Linked DNA regions of Homo sapiens: region 1 is linked to region 2. The links are chromatin loops, found by intact Hi-C in ENCODE. Cell type or tissue: ascending aorta. All regions are shown on one strand. Links, peaks and the distances in the headings refer to the core of each region. The heading gives the core; the rest is flanking DNA.

The links. Hi-C counts contacts between places; a loop is a spot of excess contacts. Peaks named below come from ENCODE experiments on the same cell type or tissue, not always from the same donor. Only the 100,000 strongest peaks of a DNase experiment are listed, where the experiment ranks them.
Region 1: it touches region 2 in a loop (4-fold over the local background); 2 of 110 quality-filtered maps call a loop at or near these places.

The regions. Positions count from the first base shown.
Region 1 is chr6:89,478,562-89,486,897 of GRCh38, reverse strand. All of the region lies in intron 1 of ANKRD6 (ankyrin repeat domain 6), which reads right to left. Among named protein-coding and RNA genes, the nearest start is that of ANKRD6, 50 kb to the right of the region's middle. In ascending aorta, for the core only: a CTCF peak has its summit at 4,907; a DNase peak (open chromatin) is centred at 3,637; H3K4me3 peaks cover 1,986 bases; H3K27ac peaks cover 4,092 bases.
Region 2 is chr6:89,593,535-89,601,870 of GRCh38, reverse strand. ANKRD6 (ankyrin repeat domain 6) reads right to left here. Exons shown (of 16, transcript NM_001242809.2): 3 at 5,857-5,955. Among named protein-coding and RNA genes, the nearest start is that of MDN1-AS1, 41 kb to the left of the region's middle. In ascending aorta, for the core only: a CTCF peak has its summit at 3,719; a DNase peak (open chromatin) is centred at 3,650; H3K4me3 peaks cover 568 bases; H3K27ac peaks cover 3,835 bases.

The sequences.
Region 1 (8,336 bases), core at 36-8,035, 110 kb after region 2:
ATGAGGGTGAAGCCTTCACAATGGGATTAGTGCCCTTATGAGAAGAGATAACAAGAGAGCTTGCTTCCTTTCTCTCTGCTCTACAAATGTGAGGACATGGCAAGGAAACCAGGAAGAGGGCCATTGACAGAACTGAACCAGGGTGGCTCGCACCTCTAGCACTTTGGGAGGGCAAGGAAAGAGATCGCTTGAGCCCGGGAGTTTGAGACCAGCCTAGGCAAGATGGTGAGACTCCATCTCTACAAAAAAATTAAAAATTAAAAATATATTTAAAAAATTTTTAAAAGAACTAATCCATGCTGACACCCTGATCTCAAATGTCCCAGCTCTCAGAACTGTCAGAAATAAATTTCTGATTGCTTAAGCCACCCGTCTATGGTATTTTGTTATAGCAGCCTGAACTAAGACAGAAGTCATGTAAAATTGTGTAATACAATCATGTTACAAACATGGATACATTCTGAGAAATGTACTGTTAGGTGATTTTGTCATGTGAGAACATCATAGAGTGTACTTACATAAACCTAGATGGTATATATATTTTTATTTATATAATTTTTTCATATATGTATATAATCAAATGTCCCAGCACCATTACTGAATATCAATCATTTCTGCTACTTGATCTGCAATGCCAATCTCAAGTGCCACACATCAGGTTTCTACACAAGCTCCATCATAATCTTTTGGGACCACCTTCCTATAGATGGTCTGTCACTGGCTACAAAGTTGTTATGTGACACATGACTATATGTCTCAGAAACAATACATGAGATATTACAAAGTGAACAAAGAAAGTTGTAAAACATCATACATTATGACCCCATTTTTTAAAAATGTTTTAAAGACTGGCAAGATATGTATCAAAATGTAGTTATTACTGATATTTTTCTTAGTTGAATTTTCTTTAAATAAATTATTTTTATAGGGAAAATAACACATTAATTAAAACGCATGCTTCAGGTAATAGAACACTGTAGTTATTAAGAGTTGTATATATGCACAAACATCACAGCAAATTTCTGGTGAGGATTAGTAATAACTCACCTTTGCTTTCTACAAAAAGACAATCCAGAGAGAAGCTTTCCTGTGTGACTTTCATTTAACAGCACTTCACTATCAAATAAGGAGTAATTTAATCATGCCAACCTACCAAAAAATTTAGACACCCCAGGAATCTTTTTTCCAGACCAAATCCCCTTCTGCCTCGTCAGAGTTGTCTAGATGGTTCCTGACAACAGGCAGCCGGATTTGGGTTTGCAGGGCAGCACTGGAGGCTCCAGAGACCCCCTTTCCCAACAGATGGGACAGCACCAAGCAGCAGAGAAGTGTGAAGAGGCAGCTGCCCTTTGTTTACAGCAGAAAAGCCCAGGGCCTTGGGGCAAGCATGTGGCCACAAACCCACTGCTTCCCTTTGAGGAAAGAATATAAGGATAATCCAAAGCCAACCAAAAAACCCAGGTCCAGCTCTGCACCTGCTTTTGAGCCATATCAGTATTTTCTGTGCTTACAGTAGAGATTTCTCCCAGCAACAAAGCTCTGAATCTGAGTTGCCACAGCCGCATGTCCTGACCCAGCATTACTGGGTATGACTTCACCCCAGAAAACATAGCGTTCAATGCTAAATGTGAGAGACAGACACTGAGCGTATTGGCATCACATTATTTTAGATGCTTGCCAATACTCCACTTATGAACTTGACAGTAACAAAGCAGGAAAAACCTAAGTAATCATCTAGTCCAGTGTTACTCGTAGGGGTGTCATTGATATTTGGAGTGGGCCAATTCTTCATTGGGCTGGGTGAGACAGTCTGGGGCATTTCAAGATGCCTAACATCCAGGGTTCCCAAACCATTAGTGCCCCCATACAGTGTGGCAACCTGACATGTTCCCACTCAACATTTCCAAGGGCCCCTGAGTTGAGAACCATTGATACAGTCCATCACTGAGGTCCAGAAGACATTCACCTAAGGCCACCTAGGTAGCTAGAGATAGAGCCCACGTCTCAAAACACTTTGTTTAGTATTCTTTCCACTGTACCAAACTCCACTAATTAAGTTCATTAGAGCAAAAGACATTTAAAAATTAAGAATAGATTTCACACTCAATAACAGAATTTATGGCTTCTGGATAGAAGACTGACTGCTTGAACTTTTTTTTCCAATCTCATTATGGGTATTCTGGAATGTAAACATAATTCTATTACTGTAATTACTTTTAAAAGAGCAAAAATGTATCTGAATATTCAAGGCTTAAGGATGCACACTGTGTACTGAACTCATATTGCAAAAGGCATCTGTACCAAAGACAGAGAGATCTGAAAACATTTGTATTTTATTAAGAAAATGTTTTCTTTAAAAGCACCATCTCTGTAAGCAGTTAAGGAAGTGAGTCCTATGTGGGAAAACTTTACCAAACAAAACCTTTTACTTCAAGATTTTTTAAGATCAAGATTTTCCTCTTACTCAATCCAGTACTCCTCATTCTGAATATGAAATCTCAATTTATATTTTAAATAATCGCTGGCCAGTTAGTAAAGGACTTATAAAAAAAATAAGCCCACAGCATGACAAAGACATATATCCTCTACCCTGTGGTAAGCGCATCACGTATTTCACAATTCACATATTGAATATAGGACACTGAAGTTTCAGAGGAAAAAAGAAAAAACACTTCAAAATATTCATTCTTGGCCGGCCGCGGTGGCTCACATCTGTAACTCCAGCACCTTGGGAGGCTGAGGCAGGCGGATCACCTGAGGTCAGGAGTTTGAGACCAGCCTGGCCAACATGGTAAAACCTCATCTCTACTAAAAATACAAAAATTAGCAGGGCATGGTGGTGGGCACACCTGTAATCCCAGATACTCAGGACACTGAGGCACGAGAAGCGCTTGACAGAGGTTGCAGTGAGCCAAGATTGCACCACTGCACTCCAGCCTGGGCAACAGCACGAGACTCTGTCTCAAAATAGGTTAGAGAGAGAGAGAGAGACAGAGAGAGAGAGGAGGACTACAGAAAACACAATGCCAAAAATAAAATTATCCTTCAGAAATATCAGGTAAAATTCAAAAAGTCCTTTGAACCTTGTAGCTAATCTTGTTCTTGTAAATGCACATACACGTGCACAAATATATCTCTCTGTTTCTCTCCTTACATAATTCAAATTAATAATCACCTAGTAGTATTCATTTTCATTTCAAAAACCTTTAAAGGACCTATGTCTATATCCAGAAAAGAGCGCATTCCAAAGAGAACACTCCCACTCCATGCAGCTGGGAGAAGCTTGCTGTCGACAACCACAGTGCAAAATGGAACAGTTTTACAAGAGTGAATACTTACGGGGACTTCCCTCTGCAGCTGGGATGGCCCAGGCCTCACAAAGGCAAAGCCATGGCCCTCACAGAGCCAGGGCTTTGTGTGGGAAGGCGGGAGGGTCCACTGGGGAACAGCCTCAGGCCTCTCTGACATTTACATGTCAATGGCCAAACCAAAACTCTTCCAATCCTCCACCCCAGCAGATTCTCCACCCCAGCAGCTGTGGCACCCTCTGACAGCCAGGCCCTAGGTTTTGTTCTTCTGCCTTCTCTAAGGAGCCTTGAATCCGTGGGCTGCCAGCATGCATTTGGCAAACTCGTTATGAGAGATTTGTCACCCTCTTCAGAGCCCTGGGCCTAAGTAAATACATCAGCAATCTACCAGGCGGGCTTTTCAAGTCATCCAAGGACACTGTGCTGGGAGAGAGGAATGCTTTAGATAAGACCCACTGGACAGAATCAGAATTCCAAAAGATGTCTGGGTCTGGAAAGAATGAGCCCAAAGGAAAAAAGACAACATTTCAGAGAAGCATGTTACATCTTGCACTTAGGCTCAAAAAGCAACTGGTCTGGAGTTTTGGTTTGTTTATAGATCAATATGAGACAATGGTGTGATGTGGGTGCCAAAAACAAGTTAACAAACTCAATTTTAGGATTCATTATCAGAAATACATTATTATGAACAAGTTGGTGGGGACTCGGGAGAATAGACAGTCTGTGTACTATTCTACCTAGTGGAGTAGGTAACCAGGAGGGTAACTTCCAGGAATCCTGTCCAATGAGGAAGAAATCATTTGAGGGTGGGAGTAGGGGTATGACCATCCTCAATACATGAAGGATACAAAGAGTAGATTTATTCTGGGGGTTCCAAACAGCAGAACAAAGGAGTGATGATTAGATGGAGACAGTATCTACACAAGGTGGGGAGAATTTCCAACAATGAAAAATTCCGGCCCCTGTGCATTTGTGGGCAAGGGGCCTTTCCTGCAGGACTGGGGAGAGGGTAGCCTACGTAGTGGGTGCTGGGAGAAGCCAGTTAGGTTTCAATGACTTCCTTAGTGGCTGATACAAAGGGACCCCCTTAAGAAAGGAATTTCAGGATTTTTAGACCTGGAAACAAAATGACTATGAAATAAAAAAATTGATTTAAAAAGCAACATAATCTGTGTAATGTAGAAAGAATGATTTATACTGGGATGAAGCCACTCTTATAATGCTCAAAAATAGTCCAAGCATTAGTCATTTCTGAAATTATAAAATGCAGATCTACGGCCATTTATTTTGGTTTGAAAATAGCAAGGTTGGCTCACTGGATCCCATTCCCTTAAATTCCTTTTCCTTTTCCCATTTCTCAAAAAGCTGCTGATATAATTTGGGCCACTTACAGCACTTACATTTACAAAGTGTTTTATAGTGAATTGAATGTTATAAATATTTCAAAGGGCAGAATCTCACTGCTGGTCTGGGACTTAGAAGCAAAGGCGGGGAAGGAGTTCCTAGGAAGTGCCTTCTGAGTGTGTGAGCAGGGGCTTGGATGGACACCAGCTATTTCCACCTTATGAGGGGCAATGGTAAAAATCTTTCCTCCTGGAAAGCTCATCTTTCTGTCTATGTTATGAGAGAATCAAAAGAGGTGCTTTGACCCACACTGCCCTCTGGCACTGTTCTGGGTACAAAGCAGACTTGGATGTGACTTTGTTAAGCTTCATCACATAGTAGAAGGCAGTGAATGCTCAAATCACCAGCACCACCAGTACCACCAGTACCAGTGCTATCAGTGGTACAGTATCAGCACTGCCAATAGTACCACCACCAGCAGCAGTACCACCACCAGCAGCAGCAGCAGTACCACCAGCACTGCCAGCCGTACCACCAGTACCACTACTGCAAGCAGCACAACCAGCAGTATTCCTGCCACTACCACGATCACTATTGCTAATAACATTATTATAAAACAGCTATCAACATTCCTCTTTTTCTAAAGTCAACAGAGGAAATGCACATGACATGTGTTACACATAAAATTTTGATCATTACTGACAAATTGCCCTCTAAATAGATTATACGGTTGAGTATCCTTTAATTTGAAATGCTTAGAATCAGAAGTGTTTCCGATTTTGAATTTTGGGGGGTTGGGGAATATTTGTATTATACTTTGAACATATCAAATCCCAAAATCCAAAATCTACAATTCTCCAATAAGCATTTCCTTTGAGCGTCATGTTGGCACTCAAAAATTTCTGGATTTTGGAGCATTTCAGATTTTCAGGTTTGAGATGTTCAATTTGAACCAATTTATATTCCTACCAACATTGTATGAGAGTACCCATTTTGCTATGTGGCCACCAACATGGATATAACTACTGTTTTTACGTTTTTGTTTTATCTTTAAGAGCTAAAGTGGGGGATGCTCATTTTTGTTTACTTTGTATTTCATTTTTTGTTAACGAAGTTGAGCATCACTGTATTTTTTAAATGCAAGGAAAAAATTTAGAGAAATATGTCCTAAACTGCAGACCATGGTGGGTTATCTTTGTGGGGTAGGATTATGGGATACTTACACTTTCTACATTGTGTGCTCCTATAATATTTAAAATACATATAACTTTGCTTCTTCTTCTTCTTCTATTTTTTTTTTTTTTGAGACAGGGTCTTACTCTGTCACCCAGGCTGAAGTGCTGTGGCACAATGATGGCTCACTGTAGCCTCAACCTCCTGGGCTCAAGTGATCGTCCCACCTCAGCCTCTCAAGTAGCTGAAACTACAGGCATGCACCACCATGCCCAGCAAAAAAAAACAAAAAAAAAATGTAGAGATGTGGTCTCACTATGTTGCCCAGACTGGTCTCAAACTCCTGGCCTCAAGTGATCCTCCTGCCTTGGCCTCCCAAAGTGCCAAGGCATGAGCCACTATTTCTAGCCAACTTTGCATTTTTTTTTTCTGATTTTTAAAAGTAAAATTTTTAAAAAGTAATTAGTGAGGAGGATATCTTTTTTAAAAATATACAAAACTATATATACAAAATATACAAAAAATATATAAAATATATAAAAAATATACAAAATATATAAGTAGCCCTTGATGTTTATTACTTTGTTAAGTGACTAAAATGTACTCATACTCACTTTTGAGATGAAGGGAACAATACAATCCTTGCTGGCAAACCCTCCCCTCACTGGGACAGAGCACCCTGTCATTCCTGACCTGGCTCCTTCATGCGCCCCTATTCCCATGTGTCACCATAACTGCAGTTCTCTGTTACTCTATTACAGTAGATATGCTGCCAACATAAATGGGATTTTGAGTCTGGTGGAGAATGCAGGAGTCATTTTGAAAGACACACAAAATAGAACAGAAATAGCTCACTTGGAAGGCTGATCTTCTGGGATAGTTACCTTTCAGACAGACAACAATCTAGGAGAGTATGAACAGAGGCCGATGCAATATACACACCAGCTGGTGAGAAACCAGCACAGAAATTGTGTGGGCAAGTTTGTGACAGTATTGTGCCCTTTATAAAGCAAGTTTCTTTTAGGTGGAGGAGGAACTTAAAGAAAAGGGGTTCTTCATCACACGTGATACAAACCAAACTTTACTTTCTAGGAAAGTTTCAGTCTTTAAAAGCAGGAAGTATTAAACTGTTTTAACACACCCCAAACAATATAAAGACTATAATAAATCAAATTAATTTGTTAATAAATTTCACTTGATTATTACTGAGAATGTCAGTATTTTTGAAAAGTAAGTAAACCTTTTTCATACTGTAATTCTATTTCTATGATTCAATCACTAAAGAAACAATTCTAGGGGAGGCGGGAGGGATAGCATTAGGAGATATACCTAATGTTAAATGATGAGTTAATGGGTGCAGCACACCAGCATGGCACATGTATACATATGTAACTAACCTGCACATTGTGCACAAGTACCCTAAAACTTAAAGTATAATAATAATAAATAAATAAATAAATAAATAAATAAAAATAAAAAATAAAAAAAGAAATAATTCTAATTATGGAAAAAGGCTTTATGCAAAAAATGTATGCTACAGCACTATTTATAATAACAAAACACTGGAAACAGAACATTAGGGGGACTGCTATCCAATAAAAGAAGATGATTCAATGAGCCAGGAAAGCTCCATCTGGTAGAATATTATGCTGCCTTCAAATGATGTTTCTGGTTTCATATTCTTGTCTCAGTAGTGGTACGTTGCTGAGAATCTATCCTAAAGAAATAATCCAAAAACACAGGGAAGTTCTCATTTGTAAAAATGAATAACCGGAAACATCCTAGTGTCCAATAACAGAAAAATAGTTAAGTAAGCTCCCAGTGGTTCTTCAAAATTCAGCTCAAGTGATACATCCCCGGGAAATCTTCCCTGACCCTTGCCTAACCTAGCCTCCCATGATGCCCTGTTTATCGCCCAAAATTGCACAACCCCAGGGTTCTTTATGCACATGCCAATCTAGGTACCTTCGAGACAGAGAACTTGACTTCTTTGACTTAGTATTCCTAAACCTAGTGCAATGCCTAGCACAAAGTAAATATTCATCCAAATGTCTGCATTATGTAAACTGGGTGGCTTAAACAACAGAGACTTACTGTCTCACAGTTCTGGATGCTAGAAATCTGAAATAAAGGTGTCAGCAGGGTAGGCTACTTCCGAGGGCTGTGAGGGAAACATCTTTTCAGGCCCCTCTTCTTAGCTTGTAAATGGCCATCTTCTCTATGTCTCTTCACCTCATATTCCTTCTATGTATGTCTCATTTCTTTTAAAAAAATTTTTTTTTTAATTAAGTATTTTTCCTCTTTTTTTTTTTTTTTGAGACAGAGTCTCACTCTGTCGCCCAGGCTGGAGTGCAGTGGTGCAATCTCAGCTCATCCCAATCTCCGCCTCCCAGGTTCAAGCAATTCTCCTGTCTCAGCACCACCCCGCCCCCTCCCCGCCTCCTCACCCCGGCTGGGATTACAGGTGCACACCACCACGCCTGGCTAATTTTTTGTATTTTTAGTAGAGAT
Region 2 (8,336 bases), core at 57-8,056:
AGATTTTTTAAAAGAAGGATGCACTGCTACCTATAAACAACCTTAACGAAATACTGATTCTACTTACTAAACTCCCCAGATCTGTAACAAACAATGCACATTAAAAACATGTAATCTGAAACAAAGTTCTAAAGATAGATGGTGGTGATGGTTGCACAACAATGTGAGTGTACTTAATGCCACTGAACCGTATACGTAAATATGTTCAGACAGTAAATTTAATGCTATGTATATTTTATTACAATAAAAAATCCTAGTTAAAACTCAAAATTGCTTTCTTAAAATTAAAAAGTCTCCCTTTAAAAATCCATGAAAGGATTTTTCTCTTTTAACTTTTTATACTTTTTAATATTTTCCAGCTTTTTATATTTAACACGGATAACTTTTAGCATCAGGAAAAACCGCTACTTATTAGAAGTCTGAGCAGAAACAATACCCCAGTAACAGGACTGTCCCTGTCACAGACTCTCTTCCCACTGTTCATTTGTGGAAGGTAAGGAATTTCTGCAGTGAGGGGGGGTCAGGACACTGAGGACAGATCACTGTCCTCAGCACTGCCACCACCGACCTCCCCCCTTCAGCATCCTAAACTATTATTCCTGTTATCAGTTAGGTTCAGGCTGATTTTCTTCTCATCCACCTTCCCAGACCCCTTATTCAAAGAGAACCCTTGCAGTGGTTAAAAAAAGAATGTGGCCGCTGGGTCAGTGGCTGCAGGAGGTAGGCTGTGCCATTTGCGCTGTCTACCTCAGACCTCTTAGAAAGCAGTTCTAGACAAGGAAACTAGTAATCATATGAGATACTGCCCAAGTCTCAACTTTTTGTTTTTGTTTAGAGACAGAGTCTCGCCCTGTCGCCCAGGCTGGAGTGCAGTGGTGCCATCTTGGTTCACTGCAACCTCTGCCTCCCAGGTTCAAGCGATTCTTCTGCCTCAGCCTCCAGAGTAGCTGGGATTACAGACACTTGCCACCATGCCTAATTTTTTTTTTATATTTTTAGTAGACATAAGGTGTCACCATGTTGGCCAGGCTGGACTTGAACTCCTGGCCTCAAGTGATCTGCCCACCTCCACCTCCCAAAGTGTTGGGATTACAGGCGCGAGCCACCGTGCCTGGCCCCACGTCTCAACTTTTTAAAATTTCCGTAAGATTTCCAAGACTTCCCATTTCTCTATCAGAATGGTGACGGAATTTCCCAAAATAGGCCTCCAGTGCAATGATGATTACTGACCTGCTAAGAAAGACAGTGCCCTTCTTAGCAAGAACCACGCGACTGCAGCTCACGCTTTCAGGGTAGTGCTGACTTGGTTAGATTTCCACTTCTTACAGGCTTTTTAATATAACCACAAACTACTTACACTCTAGTGCTCTTTGGACCAATAAAAACAACTTTTTCCAGGACAAAGCTTATCACTCTGTATTGTTCATGAAGTATGAGCAACAAGCCCTGAGCATATGGGTCGTGTTAGCCACTCTTGCTGTACAAATTATTTCACGAAGGGCCTTCACTGGATGGTACGGCACAGACTAACCTAAGCCTTGGTTTAGGTCAAATATTTTTTGTCATGTTTCACAAGCTGCCCTCTAAATTATGAGTTGAGGTATCTTTGGAGCCGGAATGGCACCAAGTTATTTATTACTTGCTTTCATCATCAATCTACTGTATTTGCTTCCTTTGAGAAAATTTTCCTTTGTGAAACTCTAGCTCAATGCAAGCAGCTCAATCTAACTTTCAGTTCAGACCTTGGGAGGACATTTCCAGACTAGCAAGACTCAAGGAAATCTAATGACTTGTGTGAGGTTGCGGCGAGAACACATAGTGTCCTAAGCTGCTGGCAAAGGTCCTGCACACCCCTTCCTCTGGGGGACCTTTTGGCTGTCCTGCCTGTTTCCAGGCCACAGCTCCCCCTCCAGCCGTCCTCTCAGACAGAGACCTCACCGAGAGCCCGGGTCAGATAAACACTGCTGTCAGGCCAGGCTCGGACTCTCCCTACCAAAAGTGGCTGTCCTTGGCTGTACTGCTAGCTGTGCTGACACTAGCTGGAATGGTTCTGGAGGACTGGGCAATACGCTTTCTCAGGCTTTGAAAAACCCACCCTTCTCAAGTAACCAAGATGAGAATTAAAGGCTCTGAGGTGAGAGACATGAAACATGTAAACAATAGCTGCCTCAGGTTATCATCTTGGATCTATTCTTCCCTAGAATACAACACAAACAATTTAGTACCTTGAGGCCCTCAGTTGAAACAGGGTCAGTTATCTACAAATGGACTCTTTCCTCCTATAAGATTAAAATTTACCATTGAAACATTTCCTCCTTGAAATGACACGAAGAAACAAGATGTGGCCTCAATACATACAAGTGGCTACTTTGACATAATTCTTACTTGCATATGATACCTACCTAAGTCAATCATGAAATTCTTAAATGCTGGGAAAAGGTAGAGCACTCTCAACAGTGTTTACTGAATTATCTATTTGGTGAACATCCACTCATTTTGAGACAGGGTCTCACTCTGTCACCTATGCTAGAGTGCAGTGGCATGATCTCAGCTCACTGCAACCTCCACCTCCCAGGCTCAATCAATCTTCCCACTTCAGCCTCCTGAGTAGCTGGGACCACAGGCATTTGCCACCATGTCCAGCTAATTTTTTTATTTTTTGTAGAGATGGAGTTTTGCCATGTTGCCCAGGCTGGTCTCCAACTCCTGGGTTCAAGCAATCCTTCCTCCATAGCCACGCAAAGCACTGGGATTACAGGTGTGAGCCACCAGGCCCGGACTGAATATTTATTGACTCCCTACTGTGTGCCAAGTCTAATTCTCTCATTTTATTGATGTCTAATTCTCTCATTTTATTGATAAGCCTAGGACAGCATGCTTGGACCAGAAATCAAATTGTCAAGGCTCTTTGCACTCACCCCAAGCTGCTTCCAACCTGTGAAGTCATTAACCTTAGGACGAGCCTCAGAAAAGGTCAGATGCATCTGTGGGGTTGGGACTGCCTCTTTCATAAAGTAAAGCATAGCCACTAGAGCTGCCCCAAAAGCATTTGTTGAATGATTAACTACAAGAAGCAGAAGGAAAGATGCTGTAGCTGGAAACCTGAAGGGCCTGCAACCTTGCAGTTTGGCACTTTGATTTGGAACATGTTGACCCATTTGCGAAGTACGTGAACTGCCAGCTCTCAGTTTTTCTGAGACAGTGTTTCTCACTTTGGGATTTTAAGAGCTTTGGTGCCTATAAGGTCTAAATCTTTGTTTTGAAATACTGTTATTTTTCTTTCCTACATGGTGAAAAAGAGTGAGTGTAGTGTTGGCAGATTTCAGTCATGCAAGGGTGCAGTGTGCGCCTCTTCAAGAGGAAACACCCCCATGTGGCACAGGCAGACATACTGCAAGGAAGCTCAAGACAGGTTAGGTGTGTAAAGCAAGTTGCTGACCTCTTTTTCTCTCTCTGATCTTCTAGGGTCCTTCCTAACCTTCCCTCTGTGGTTTTTCTTATTTTTGTCTTCTTTCATGGCTTTCACTGTGGCCACAGCATCCTGGACTATTTCTGAGGCGGGAGCTATGTGATTGCTCATTGACCAATCAGAGATGGCATTAGCGCTCCAATGAGAGTTGACACGATTGGCAGGAAGCAAGAAAGAATTTGCTCCTGGAGTTGCATAATCTAAAGAACTGGTTTCCACAGGTTGAAATTCATAATAATCCCACTCCAGGCCACTGGAGGTCATTCTTCAACTAATTCTCAGTTCTTACCATGCCATAAAGATCAGTATCTGTAGAATATGAAGTTAGGAGTAAATTCTTCATATCATTAACATTCTCTGTTTCTACCCACCATCCAAGACAGGTAACTTCTGAGATTTTTTCAAATAACTGATCTCCTAGATTCTTTAAAGGACACACATCAAGAGTTTTCTTCCTTGATTTCTTGCATGTATTTCAAGGCTGGTCATCAACAGCATGGTAAATACACAGAGAACAGGCATGGATCATATTGCTGGCAAATGCATTTCTTCAGAACTAGTGAAGGTCAATTCTACCTTCTCCACTCCCAATTATTTCTTGTTGTTGTATTTTTATTTTAATTTATCTGGGAGAAGCAATATATGCATTGTCTCTCTAGGACAAGGAAAAGATGCAAGAAAATACCTTCAATAAATAAAAGGGACTCTCTCTGTCTAAAAGTAGAGCTGGCTTTTCTTCTGCTGACACGTCTCACTTTGGCTACCTAAGAAAATTCTTGCCTGTTTCACTTCCTACCTTGCCTGGTATAAACAGCAGCAGTTCTAGGAAATTAGCAAGGCTTTTGCTGCATGAGAACACAGTGATACTTAGAGCCCAGGATGTGAGGCAGGGGTGTCAAGTTGGAATGGGTTAGCATGCCTGGCATTTTGGCCTTGCCACTGTGGCAAGCAAAGCCTTTAATTATGCGAAGAGAAGACCAAATGCATCCCAACATGTTTGCACCAGTAATAACTCAATTCCCCACCTTTTCTGTGGCCAAAATCTTTTCTCTCTCCTTGTATTTTTGTTCCTGTCATCTAAGGATATGATATAGTTGAGAATGTTATGATGACCATAGTGCAGGAAAATAAAAAAGTATTATGACCTAAGGTAGAAATCAATGGCTTAAAGCTAAATCAACATTTTTTGAAAATAACATCTTTGATGACCCAGCAAGTTCCAGATATAACCAGAGATTTATGAAAGACACTGGATGGCCTTCTGCCCATGCATAAAACAGTCATAGTTATTTCTTTGCAAGTACTGTCCTTCTTACTGTGTGTTTGCCAAGTTTTATGACATTATACACAGACCCAAAGAAAACTAGAAGCACTTTAGTAAACCACACTGTAGCATATCTGAAGATGTGAAATTTGAATCACACTCTATAACTACAGTTATTAAAGGTGAATTTGGAAGAGGTTATAAGTGCAAACACTCCAACATTCTGTGTTCCCCATAAAAGTTCTTATTTCTTAGAGTTCTACTACATGAATTAGTGTTGCAACCATTTCTAAAAATAGTTTTCAACTGTATTATCAAAAGACCTTTTCCTAATAGCTGTTGGAGGACAATTTATATGGTCCTTTCTTAGAGAACCACCTTCTCCAAAGACCCAGTAGGGCAGCCCACTGTACTACGTGACTCCACCCCAGCCACTGCTGACTCACTCAGGATTGGCCACTTGATGCCAGAGGAGCCAATCAGAGTCCATCTCTAGATAACCTGAATGAATAGACTCAGAGCTGAGTTGGTTGATGGCCATGTCTCAATAATAGCATGGTGGCAGAGTAAACTCTTTCTGGAGGCCTCCTTTTTCTTAGATTCCATGAGATCTGTGTCTTCCCCCAACTCCCCAACTTGAATAGATCATTTTCCATGTCATATTCACTGACCAAGAGAAATTAAGATGAGAAAAAAATTAAGTTTTTAATCCCCATTTTTTCTCCAATGGTAAATTTGGTCATTGACACACATTTCCGGCAAGTCTTGCCCATACTCACTAATGTGCATGTGTGTGTCTCTTTATGCTGAGACAGGACACAGGCAAAAATCCCCTTTGAGGCATTTTGTACAATAGAGAGGAAGTGATCACTTGAATAATAGACAGGAAGTGAACCATGATGGAGAACCACCCCACACTCCCAAACTCTAACTTGCTACTGAGAATGGGCCTCAGAGCAGGTCTTCCAGAGGAAGTTCTTGCTGCCACAGAGACCAAGATGCAGCTAAAATGTGCTGCGAGAGCATCTACTACCCTCCCATCTCACAGCTTACACTTTGTGGATTTCTAGCCAGAAAACCTCCCCTGCCAACTCAGCCTGATAGAATGATGGCTTCTACTCACATCATCCTGGACATCAAGGTCGCAGCCAGCCTTCAGCAAGATCTGGACCACAGGAAGATGGCCCTTATTGGCAGCAAGATGCAGGGGAGTCCGGCCATGCTGTGAATGCAAAATGAACAATGATTTCGGAACAAGTCCTCAATGCTACTCCCTTGGGAGACAGAGGGCCTAGAGCAAGGTTTGCACAGGGGCTTTCGGATGATCACTCCCTCCTGCCCCTTTGGATTGGCAGGAGATTCTTATGGGTTAACCAAAATTCAAGTTTGTCTCAGTTAACCTTGGCTATTGTCATTGCAATCAATGAACACGATATGTTCAAAATGTGAAGATTTCCTTTAGTGCATTATTTCTACTCTCCACTCATCAGACTATCAAGTAGCAAAACGAGGGGTTTTGTGCCTTCTCTTAATTTCTCACTGGTGCTAATACTGAGGAATAATGAAGTGGCCATGATGAACCTGGGCAAGAGGTGGGAGAACAGCAAGATGTCATGGTCATCAGCCCCAGAGGAGTCCAGTTAGTAACAGGTGAAAATTAAAACTGTTGATTGAACTGATTAGGAAAGGTTCTTCCTTTTTTTTTTTTCTTTGAGACAGGGTCTGACTCTCTCACCCAGACTGCAGTGCAGCGACGCCATCTCGGCTCCCCACAACCTCTGCATCCTGGTTCACTTATTATTTACTCATCATCCTCTTGATGGGCACCCAGGCTAATGCCAGGCTAACCCAGGCTCAAGCGATTCTCCTGCCTCAGCCTCCCGAGTAGCTGGAATTACAGGTGCACACCACTACCACCTAGCTAATTTCTGTATTTCAAGTAGACAGGGTTTCACCATGTTGGCCAGGCTGGTCTTGAACTCCTGACCTCAAATGATCCACCCGCCTTGGCCTCCCGAAGTGCTAGGATTACAGGCATGAGCCACCATGACTGGCCGGTTCTTCCTCTTTTTAAAAAAAAATTCTACGCTGGGTGTAGTAGCTCACACTTGTAATCTCAGCATTTTGGGAGGCTGAAGTGGGAGGATCACTTGATGCCAGGGGTTTGCGATCAGCCTGGGCAACACAGCGAGACCCTATCTCTATAAAAACATTTTCTTTTTTAAAAATTAGCTGGGCACAGTGGCATGTGCCTGTAGTCCCAGCTACCTAGGAGGCTAAGGTGTGAGGATCACTTGAGCCCAGGAGGTCAAGGCTGCAGTGAACTGTGATTGTACCACTGCACTTCAGCCTGGGCAACAGAGCAAGACCCTGCCTTAAAAAACAAACAAACAAAAACACTAAACTGAAATTATGAAGTATTTCAACCACTAAAAAACATAAGTAATATTCTAAACTTCACATAACCACCAACCATTTCAAGAAAAAAAATAAATCATTGACATTCCTCGTGAACAACTCCCAGGTCTCATTTCTCTTCCATCCCCAGAGGTAACCACTCTCTCAAATTTGGTATTCATCACTCCTTTGCTTTTCATTATATTTTTTACTACATGTTTATAGTCAAAGACAATATATATAAACATTGTGTTGCTTGTTTCAAACCTTTGTTTTTTTTTTTCTTTGAGACAGGGTCTCACTCTGCTGCCCAGGCTGGAGTGCAATGGCATGATCATGGCTCACTGCAGCTTCAACCTTTTGGCTCAAGCGATCCTCCCACCTCAGTGTCCTGAGTAGCTGGGACCACAGGCATGTGTCACCATGCCCAGCCAATTTTTTCTATTTTTTTGTAGAGATGGGGTTTCACCATGTTGCTTAGGCTGGTCTTGAACTCCTGGGCTCAAGTGATCCGCCTGCCTCGGCCTCCCAAAGTGCTGAGATTGCAGGCGTTAGCCACTGTGCCTGGCCTAATAGTTTTCAACTATACAATATAATTTGGCATTTTTTGTCTAACCTTGTATTTTTGAGATTTGTTTTTCATGTTATTCATGTAGTTCTGGTTCACTTATTATTTACTCATCCTCCTCCTGATGGGCACCCAGGCTAATGCCAGGAGGTTGCAGAACACAGCGTGTTCCTCTCCTTGTGCACCTGAGTAGCCTTCTTAGCCCTGTTGCTGGGTCATAGAGAAGACCATTCGCTTCAAATGCTCTAAGCATGTCGGCTCCCAAGGTGCCACATCAAGGGTGACATCCAGAAGAAATAACACTTTTTGATGTGAATCAACTTCTATCTAGAGAACTGCCCTGCCAAACTCCAAATTCTCAAGCAAACATGTTTCCTTTGCTTTCCCCTACAAGTTTCACTGTGAAGAAACATTCAAACATCAATGAACCATGGCCCCACCCATGCTGAAGCATACCCCTAAGGTCTTCCCAAAGGCCTTTATTGATACTCTAGCAGGATACACATTAATGATTTCAAGAAAGCACCAGTTTGCCATGGGTAATGAGCCATGGAGGAAAACAGAGATAACAGACAATAAAGGATCTTAATTTCTCCCCATGAAATGTGACCAAAGCACTAGAATGATTCTGGAAAGAG